Linked DNA regions of Homo sapiens: region 2 is linked to region 1. Evidence: chromatin loops called from intact Hi-C (ENCODE). Cell type or tissue: heart right ventricle. All regions are shown on one strand. Links, peaks and the distances in the headings refer to the core of each region. The heading gives the core; the rest is flanking DNA.

Region 1 (5,389 bases), core at 81-5,080:
TTCTATTGTGTGTCCAGCTCTGTGCTTTATTACTTAGTATTTGGGACTAAAATAAAATAGGTGGCATTTTCACTACATTCAACTATGTTGATGTTATGATTTCCCAACTGAAATTTTTCCCTTGACACCTTGGAATTTCCTGTTCAGAGATCTTTTACAGCTCCTCTCTACTGTCCACAATTCTGGCACCACATAGACATCGAGAATATATTTAGTATTATGTACGCTAGGAGCAATGCATTTTATAAAATTTCTGGGGACAAGTAAGCCTGGGTAGATTAATTCATCTCTGGTTCTTAGAGGTTATATTTGATAAGTGTTATCCAAAATTTCCCAAGAACAACTTAAATTGAACATAGTGAAGATTTATAATCTTGAAGAATTTCGAGAACATTGCCAGAACTAGGACCTATTTGAGCAGCTGTCAGCTATCCAAAGGCATTACCTTAAAGATAATCTGCTTTTAGGCTGTGTATATGGCATGCATGCTTCAGTCCTCTAAAGAAAGGGAAAAAGACCGAAACAAAAAGAGCACAATTCAAAAGATCTTTAAGTTATTAATAGAATAGTTTAAACAGATTATTTAAAAACAGTTACCTGAAAGGTTAACGTCTCACTGACTTTATGAGAAAGAGAATTGAAGATGTTACTTTACAAGCTATGATGGAAACCGAATTTTGCAGAAACAACAGTGGATACAGACACAGATATCAGTGGTCTGAGGAAGGTTGCAAACTACATTAAGAAGCTGAGAAAACGGGAAAAGATGGCTAAATTAGAAACAAGAAGATTAATGGGCCAAATAGCATTAGGCAGGCTGATGATGCTGCTTTCTTTAAAATGGTGAATATGAGCTCATTGCTATCTAAATGTCAGTCACTCTGGCACCTCACAAATTTATACCTGGCATCTCCTTGGTGAATGGGTGGGTTGGCAAAAAGAGGAAGGCACCAGGATTAAGTTAAACTCCCCCCAGGAGACTCTGCTATATATATGAAAAGGAGGCCAAGTGTTACCTGTTACTGGGATTTTCCAGCCGTCATCAGGCTAGAATTGTGGGAAAAATGAGAAATGAAAAGAAGCAGAGCTGCTGCATAAAATGCGGCCAGGGTTGTGATATTAGGAGACATCTGAGAGGGACACAGTGGATCACGGCTTCCAGCCTATTCCAAAATCAATAAAAGAGAAAGCATTTAGAATAGGGACTTACAGATTTAAAAAGAAAAAAGGAAGCCAGTAGAGGTTGGAGGAGTAAAGGATGATGCGAAACAGCACTGAGAAAGGAGATGAAGGAAGGTGAAATGAAAAAGGAACCTGCAAATCTTCTTCGAGAACATTTTGCCTCATCAAGCAGTCATAAATTTGTGTCTTTTAATATGTTCTGTCTGGTTATCTTTATCAATTTTACTTTATTACAGCCTTTCTGGTAGTTATTGCATCCACCTCGGCGAATGAGGGCTGAAAAGTGTTCCACATGAAATATTCATTGGGTTTATAGCTTTAACCTTTAAAGTAAAAGCCGAAGTAAAAAACTTGAATAAAAAGAGTTTTAGTGTCCATTTTATGTCTGTGAGAGCCTAGTGAAAGGAGAAAGGGAGAGGAAGCTAACAGGGAGGAACGGTATGGAAAAATCTTGAAGCAAAGACAACTTTTAAATGGCAAGTCTAAGGATATGGGGGAAAAAAAGTGAAAGAGACAAAAGAATCTGAAGAATTGAAAATTGTTAGGATGAAGCCAAGATGTGACTTCAGCGGTCCAGTGTGGGAAATTGCTGTTAAAGGAAATGGAGAGTTTCAAGGACTTTTGTCTGAGTTGGGGAGAGTAGCCCCTTGGCTTCATTCCCCAGGAAGCATGGCAGTTATGAGAAGAACCTGGCAAGGAAGGCCTCAAGAAGGGCAGGATTCACTTGAATTAGCAGGATAATTATAGTAAAGTAGAAGATGCCTCCGTGGAGTATCTGCTCTGTACCACACACTTCACATAAGTTACTTAGTTTACTTCTCACAAACAGGCATCGTTTACCCCATTCTACAAATATGGAAACCAAGACTTTTAAGTGACTTGTCCAGGGTAATAATGTCAAGCAGAGAAATTGAGATACATCTCTCTTCAGAGCCCAGGTTGCTGCTCCCCACCTAACCTCCCAATGGAATCTTCCACTGTTTGACATGTAAAGCAGTTGGCAGTGACCACCCTCCCCTCACACCACTCCCCTGCTGCCAGTTTTGAATTAGAAGCAAGCAAAGTGCTCCAGAAAAAGGCACTCTAAGTGGGTTACATAAAATGCAATAAGCAAGCTACAGCCTAGTATCTATCAGTTCAAGAAGAAAGAAAATGCCAAGGCAAAAGTGAACTTTTTTCTGAGGTCATTTAGGCTTTGACACAATGGGTTACTCTAAACAGTAGTTCTCAGCATTTTCAACCTTGGCTTCACATTGGAAATCCTGGGGAGCTTTAAAAAAATCCTCATGCCTGGGTTCTACCCTAGAGACTCTGAATTTACTGGTCTGGGAATGTTTTCCTTCGGAAGTTTTCATTGGAACTCCCCCAGGTGCTTATAATATGTGGCAAATTCAAGAACCATTGCTCTACAAGTTGAATCAAATAATGAGGCATGTCCACTCCAGCCTCCAAACAAATGGCATTCATCTTTGCATCCCCCTGTTAGTCTAGTGTCTCATGTACAATAGATGCTTAATTATGCTATGCATAATAGATGCTTAATAAATGTTTGGAGAATTAACTTGATGAACAGCAGAAGACATATATGTATAGCTCTGGTCTTTTGTTATCTGGGTATCCCCTTCGTGCCTTCAAATCTTCAATATTCATGGGTAAGTTTTATGTGTCTTTCTAGCACAAATAAGCCTCAGCAGAGCTGGGTAGCCATAACTTTCTCAGTCAAAAGATATTTGTGTTGTTTCATCTGTTGTTAGTGTACTCCTTTTGTGTACAACACTGATGCTAAAAACACTATGGGATTCCCCAAAAATCTTCTCTGCTTCCCTGTGGAAAGCACCACACCTCAGTCAAATACTAATTCCTTCAGGGAAGCTGACCTCTGGTGGCCAGACAGGCAGCACAGTGTGGCTGTTAAGAGCATGGACCTGAAATCAAGACATCTTGAATTCAAACCTAAGCTCTGTTGTTTATTGCATACCTGTGTAACTCAATTTCCTCATTTGTACCATAACTTGAGAGGGGACTCATACCTACTTTACAGCAATGTGGTGAGGTTCAAATGAGTTTGTGTATGTGAAGAACCTGGTACCTGGTTAGTGCCATAAAATTGTGTACCACTATTACAGGGAGAATGCTTTTATTAAAATGAATTTCTGAAATTGTCTATAAGCATCAACAATTTAGAAGAGAACATTTTTTAGCAGATGTTAACTACCTGGTAGAATTTACAGGAATATGCTACAGAGGTTTTCAGGTGTTGCTCAGAAGGGGCATGGGATGGGCGGTAGGGATGGCTTTGGTGCCACTATTTGCTCTTTGCCTGGTCTAGTGTACATTGAAGCCAGTGAGGTTTCACTGTACTCAATATATGGCCAAGATCCATGTGAATAAAACACACAATGTCTTATTATGATATCAGGAGTAATACAAAAGGCTGGACATGTTATTCATTCTTTGGTCACTTGTTTCTTCTGTTATTCTCTTGCTTCCAAACAGAATAGGCAGCAAGGGCAGTAGACACAGCTTGTGCAGAAAAGTTGGTTGATTGTGCAACGGTTTTGAAGATCCTTACATTTCAGCTCTATTTCCTCAGGCAAGAGGATGAGTTGGGCTTTTAAAGGAGGAAGAATGGGAACAGACACATGTGTGCAAAGTATGTCAGGTGTGAAATCTATAATTCAGAAAAGCATCTAGGTTTGACTTCACAAAAACTTACTTGAATAGGAGAAAAGGATAATAAAAGCCAGGTTGCTGAAAGGTAATCTAAGGGGATAGAAATTATTTATAAGTGATATTGAACTTTAAAAGTTATACAACAAACCTTAATCTAAACAGCAAGTTACCTCTAATTGGGGTCCTGTTAGAAATCAGAATGAAACCATGTAAAGCTAATGTCTCACTTTATTTGGACTCTCAAGGAGATAATACATCAAATGATAGAATCTGAGGGTTGAGGATAGTTTATTTTGTGTTTCCAAGTGTGATTTTTCTGGATTTCAAAATGACTGCCTTGATATTTATTTTTTCTCCTGGGAAAGAAGGGAAAAAGCCTCTACTGCATTCCCACTGTCTAGAATATTAGCTGTTAAAATTCCTATTGGCTGACCTCATGAAAGAGGACACTGCATTTGACCAGCTCAGCTTTTATTCCCCCTTTCTCACTGTAGATGTTACTGTACAACACACTGAATATTGGATCAGTCTTTGAGAAGCACTGTAACATGACCTGCACAAAGAGACAAGTAATTCTATACTATTTTCTTCCAAGCTCAAGTTGGCACAGATAAAATTCCTGTGCATTAATTTATAATTAAAACTTGTGCCTTTCTAGAAAATGCCTCATCTCTGCTTGGCTTAAAAAAAAAAAATCAATCTGCTGTTTTTCCAAAAAAGTAGAGATAATTTAACATGTCATTTTTCATGCAATTAGTTTATTGGCTACTTTACAAGAACCAAACAAGTCTAAGAAAATCAGTCATTGTAGTTTGTGTTCATGAGTGACAACCTGGTGCTTGGGAGAGCCTAGAGCATGATTAAGGGCTTAGGAGAGAAAACCAAAGGTTTTTCTTTGTTAAAGAAACAAATAGACAACTTCTCTTTGCACCTCTAACTGACTTAAAATTGCTAATTGTTTTCGTCTGTGTGTTTTTGTAGACCACACTCAGGATTCAGCTGCGTCCTTCTGAATGTGAAAAGGAAGACCTGACACAAAGGGATACAAAATATCAATACCTTCCATTCTCCCTGTGTCTCAGTCCCCTGAATCACCAAGGGGCGATTAGATTCGAGATGGCTTGAAATATGTTGACTGAGACACTAATGTGGAATTAGTAGGCCTGGAAAAGAAGAAATAGATCTGCAGAAAAACATGCAATTCTGGATTAGTAAGCAGCTTAGAAATATTTATTCAGTGCTTACTAGTCACAAACAGAAGCTATATGTAACTGGAGTGGAAACTTCGCACATTTCCAGCAAGTGGACAGGATTTAACTTAGTGACCCCAGTCTGCAGAGGGCAGCTGACCTCAATATTTAATCATAGCTCACTGGACACAACAATGAAATTCTAAGTAGTAAAAGAGGTACAACCAAAAAATGAAAAGAGCTTACTCACCTACATGAAGGCTGAGAAAATTCTTCCAGCTCATAGCTCAGGGAAGAAAGGTGTTTTGTCACATGCATTTTGAAAAGGGTACTGCATTTGGGAC
Region 2 (5,389 bases), core at 255-5,254, 160 kb before region 1:
TGGAATGTATTTAGGAGACTATGACTCAGATAGTTAGGAGTCTGGTAAATTTGTCAGACAAAAGATGCTGGGAAAGTTGGGGATGTTCGGCATGGAGAAAGAATGTCTGCAGGAGAACTGAGAAGTTGCATTGAAGTACAAATTGATTAGGCACACATTTTGAAAATTTAAATATTTGAAAGTCTGTCATATTGAAAAGAAATGGGATTTATTTTGTGTAGGCCCTATAGGCATGCTAGTATTAATGAAAATAAATTTTATAAAACAATTGTAAATATTAAGCTATTGAGACTCTAAAACATGGTTTTAATATAATGCCTTTGGAAAGCAATTTCTGATTTGTATAAAGAACTACAAAAATGCTCAAACCCTTTAATACATAATTTTTACTTCTGGGAATCTATCCTAAATAAAATGACCTAAAGTAAGAGGGAAAAGCTTAATGCACAAAGATAATGCTCATAGTGTTATATATAATTATGAAAGAGTAAAAGAAATATGGTAAATAAAAACTAATTATTTCAGGATCATTCTATAGCATATTGTACATTCATTGTATGGTAGGATGAAAAATTATTTATGATCGAACTCAAAGTGAAAATTTATCTAATTTAGTGAAAATCTGTGCCCTAATTTAACATGAAAGACACCAAATTACTATGTTCATTATACTACCACTGATAATGGCAGCTAGGCTTTATTGAATTTATACCATGTGCTAGGCCCTGTTCTAAGTGCTTTCTGTGTATTAAATAATTTAATCTTCTCCATGAAATATAGCATGAACTTTGGTGCCAGCCTATATGAGTTCAAATTATGGCTTTACCATTCACTTAGCTATATGGTTAGGACAAGTCAATTACTCCATCTGTGATTTAGTTTTTTTATCTATAAAATGGAGATCCATTTCAGAGGATCATCAAAAAAATAAATAAGTTAATGTATATAAAATGCTTAGAACAGTATTTGGCTTATAGTATGTGCTATCTAAATGTTAGTTCTTATTATTATTAGGTATTTATTTCAGATGAATAAACAACTAACATCGATGTTGAAAGATTAATCAGGAATACATCAAGAATATAACAAATTATATTAATGAGGTTACGATTATTTTTTCCTAATATTTTCAGTTGTAAAATACGTAATGGAATAAATTGGTTTTACAGTTAAAAACAGTTTAGAGAAAAAAATGAGCCTACGATTTTAGAAAGTATTTAATTTGAGGCTGGAGTAATTAATGTTTATTAACAATATTTTACATGCTGGGCATTTATGCCAGGTCCTGAGGATATAAAATGATACAAAAGTGAATAAAACACAATTTTTAGTTTGCTTATAACTTAGAGAGAGAAGCACAACTATACATGTACTATTGCAATATTGAATAGGTCTGAACTTGATGCAACTTCAGCAAAGTCTTAGAAGTAAGAATACCACTCCTTTGATAAATGCCAAGTAGCTCAGTATAACTGCAGTAGAAGTTGAGGCTAGAGAGGTAAAAAGAGTCCAGATCATGAATGTTCTCATAGTCAGCTTTAAGAACTTTGGCTTTATTCTATGTAGGGGGAAGTTGGGAACCAATGAAGCTATTAAAGAGGGGTGTAACATGATCACCTTTTTGATTTACAAAGCTTATTTGCTTGAAGTGTCATAAGTAAATTGAAGAGGAACAAAATTAGAGTCAAATGACAAGATATGGATTCCTAAAGTAATCCAGATGAGGATTTGGATTCAGGAAGTACAGAGGATGGAAGGACTAACTCTATAAATATTTAGGATATAAGCTGTCTTAGTTCGGGTTTCTCCAAAAGTAGATCCAAGACAAAAACTTTGGTTCAGGTAAGTTTTTTGGAGGCAATTCCAAGTATGCATAAGTATAGAGATGGGGAAAAGAAGAGTGGGAAGGAAGAAAGGCCAAGAAAGGATGCACTGATAATGAGTTACTTCTGTAGGCAAGTGGGCTCAGTCTTGCTGGGGAACATCTCAGAAACCATGTGGAACATGTATGAGCATGATATGAGCATGGTTGAGGCCCTAAAAGTAAATATTACCACCTCGAAATATAGTGAGAAGAGCACTAAATGTTGACATCTGAAGGTGAAATAACACTTAAGGTTTCAATGAGCAAAGGAAGAAAACTAGGCAAGGGTAATCAGAAAGGGAGCAAGAATCAGAAAACAGCAGTGTCACAGAAACCAAAGAAGGAAACAATATAAAGAATAGGAGGCAAGAATGAGAGGTACATGTTTGTGGCAGATTTCATTTCAAGTAACTTGGCTAAAAATGAGGGAGATGGGCAGTGTTAATAAATGTGGCTTTTTTTTTTCAGGGCAATGACAAACCATTAAGGGCTTGAGATGTGTCCAAATTTATCATGGAGGCAATCTGCATATGGCTAAATGATGGCAAGAAAGAAACAGTAACAAGAGAAATCCTGATTTCACAGGAGAGGGAGTAGAATCTCTGAGCAGGTAGACAGGGTGGATCCAGAAGGAGAGGTTTGTCTTAAAAATGAGGAAGAGCGACCATTCCCTAGGCAGCACGCTGAGCAGCCCAGTATTGAGCAGTTTGCAAGGGTGGTCGATGGTTTGGAATTGTGTACACTTTTGCAACACGACTTTGACTTTTATTATTTCATGAGGTAGAATCTGTTTTTCCACCCATTGAATCTAGGATTTGTTTTGATGAATAGAATGCAGCACAAATGATACTATGACTTCTAAGGCTAGGCCTTAAAAGGCCTTTGCAGATTCCATTTTACCTGTTTTTGAAAGCTGAGAACATCAGGATGTGAAGAAGCCCAGTGTTGCTTAACAGAGGATAAGAGGCCACGTGGAACAGAATTGGTGCTTTAGCTGACAGCATGAACTTCCACTCGTGTGAGGAAAGCCAGCTTGGACACTCCAGCCCCAGTTGAGGGACCAGATGATGAGCCCAGGCAATAGGGGAATACCTATTCAATCCTCAAAAATCTTGAGAATTTATAGACCATTGCTGCTTTAAGTGACTAAGTATTGGAATGACTTATTATGCAGCAATAGTTAACTGAAACAGGAAGTGAGGATTAAATTTTGACCTAGTGGCTTCTCTCTCTCTCTCTCTCTCTCTCTCTCTCTCTGTCTCTTTTTCTTCTTTGGAAAATAATAGCTGCAGTTGTCTAGTGAGATTTACAGAGGAGGTAGAAGGGTGGTGGGCTTGTAGAGAGCGATGAAGATTTAAACTGATAAGGCATACGTAGGTCTGTCAGGCAGCTCCTCTGGTCAAGATGAGGTGGGTTGCAGCTGGCCAGGGATGTTTCGGAAGGTGTTTTTATAGTGGATGGGAGTTAGGCCCTCAAAGTCCTTTCCAGTTCTAAGATTCCATCATCTGAATAGAACAAATATAAGTTTGTAGAGAAGAACTGACTCACTAGTTGGAAAACATGTAATATCAAGTGGGGGAAAATCTAGGATAACTGATGAAAAGTGAGTCTTGTACAGCATGCTAATAGGAGAGCTATTGTGAATTGTAAGGCAGAAGGAAAGGGAGATATGGATAGCCCAGGGAAAAGTGTGGAGACAGGAGAATGAAGATGGAAAAGGGAAGATAATGAGAAAGTATGGGTGGCTAGAACTCAGAATAAAGCTTGCTTATAGACAGGAACAGAGAGCTTGAGATTTGGCAAGCATTTGGCTCTGGAGGAAAAGGTCTGGAGTTTATGTTTGATCTCTAGGGCAAGAGAAAGCACTTAGGATATGGTGATAATTGGAAACTGACCTGATACAGCAATCTCAACCACGGCCTATTGCATATTCTGAGATAAGTGAAGATTGCGGAGTGAGAACTTAGAAAGTGGTAGAGTGTAGGAGCCCAGGATTGAGACAGGGAGTTTGGGAGTTGGGACCAATAGTAAAGACCAGGTTAGCAGATCATAGGACTGCTAATTTTCTGTATTTTCCTAGTATCTGTTTTCTTTGAAAACAAACATGAAACTTTTAATAACAAGCTTGAAAGTACGTGTATCTTACCACTTGAATCCTAAGGAAGCCTCACTTTTCTCCAACTGCATCAAAATAACAAGATCCTAGAAAAGTATTAGCATAGGGTTTACAGAATTTCAGGAATCTCCAGCATTCTCAATCCACTCTCTTGCTCAGTTTTTTCTCACAACACTGATCCTATTCTGGCATTTGATGTAACCTACCTGTTTATTAACTTCATTATTTAATTTTTGTTCTCTATTCCCCAGTAGAATATAAGCTCCACAATAGTAGGGATTGGTTTTTCTATTTTGTTCACAAACACATCCTTAGTGCTCATACTAGTACCAAGCACAAAATAGGCATTCAATAAATATCTATTGAATGAATGAATTAACGACTGTGTCAAGTACTTAAAAATCTGAATAAGGCAGACCTGAGAATTTATACTTATGTGACCAGCCAAGAGGTCTGGATTGTAAAATCTTTTTTTTTCCATTTTAGAGAATATATATTCAGCTTAAGTGGGATGCTATACATGCCTTTGAGTGACACCAGAGGCATTTCTCCAGGTCAAACAGCTAGAGAATCCTTGTTGCTAAAGGGGGAGAATTGGCTAAAAAGTCAGAAGGCTGGTGTTCCATATCCTGACCCTGTGACATACTTGCTATATTAAACCTTTGGACATTCATTCTCTGTCTCAGTTTCCTGTCTAGAAAATACAGATGATAACAATGATATCCGCCCAAACCCACAGGGTCAAGGTGAAGGCCCAGGCACATTGTTTTATAAACTGTGAGAATCATTATTTTAAAATTTAATGCAAGTTAGTTTTAACTTATTACGTTTTATTCCTATTAGATCTTGCTTTTTATATGGCATTTTTGTAATGACCTGTATGCAGACTGAGAAGATCAAAACATGTTCTGGATATCGTTACTCATTTCTGGAGAAACATCTGATCAACTCAAGGATCATCAAAGTGAGAGAAACACTTTTCTCCATGAATAAGCTACAATTATAATAATATTTAGTAAGCAGAAATATTTGCTATTCACAATAGTTATCTTGTTATTATGCCCATTATTATATTTATTTGAAGAGTAGGTGGTGTCTGATGTCTCTGTTTCATATTTATGTTTTCTTCCCTGCAAAAGATAGTTTCTTGGAAAAGAGTGTCTTATATTTACATTATTTCATTAACATCCTTTTCAACTAACTCTGCCTTGATGTCTAATACATAGTTCAAGCCAAAGTCACTCTCAGAGTGCCAAGCAAATTCTGCTCGCCAATTTCTTTTTAAATAAATGGAATAAGCATTTTTTCATCTTAGAGAATGAAACTTACACAGTGACCCATTAACTGCAGTGATTTGCTCATAAAAGGTGGAGGGGTGGAAATGAGGGGAGCCAAAGAAATGACAAGTT

The links. Hi-C counts contacts between places; a loop is a spot of excess contacts. Peaks named below come from ENCODE experiments on the same cell type or tissue, not always from the same donor. Only the 100,000 strongest peaks of a DNase experiment are listed, where the experiment ranks them.
Region 2: a loop joins it to region 1, with 2.6 times the contacts of the local background. A loop is called at or near these places in 1 of 110 quality-filtered maps.

What each region holds. Positions count from the first base shown.
Region 1 is chr5:52,691,157-52,696,545 of GRCh38, reverse strand. All of the region lies in intron 2 of PELO-AS1 (PELO antisense RNA 1), which reads left to right. Among named protein-coding and RNA genes, the nearest start is that of ITGA1, 94 kb to the left of the region's middle. In heart right ventricle, for the core only: a CTCF peak has its summit at 3,075 (motif pointing left); a DNase peak (open chromatin) is centred at 3,060; H3K27ac peaks cover 3,925 bases.
Region 2 is chr5:52,854,413-52,859,801 of GRCh38, reverse strand. All of the region lies in intron 2 of ITGA1 (integrin subunit alpha 1), which reads right to left. Among named protein-coding and RNA genes, the nearest start is that of PELO-AS1, 56 kb to the right of the region's middle. In heart right ventricle, for the core only: no CTCF peak of the experiment used is centred there; no DNase peak of the experiment used is centred there; H3K27ac peaks cover 771 bases.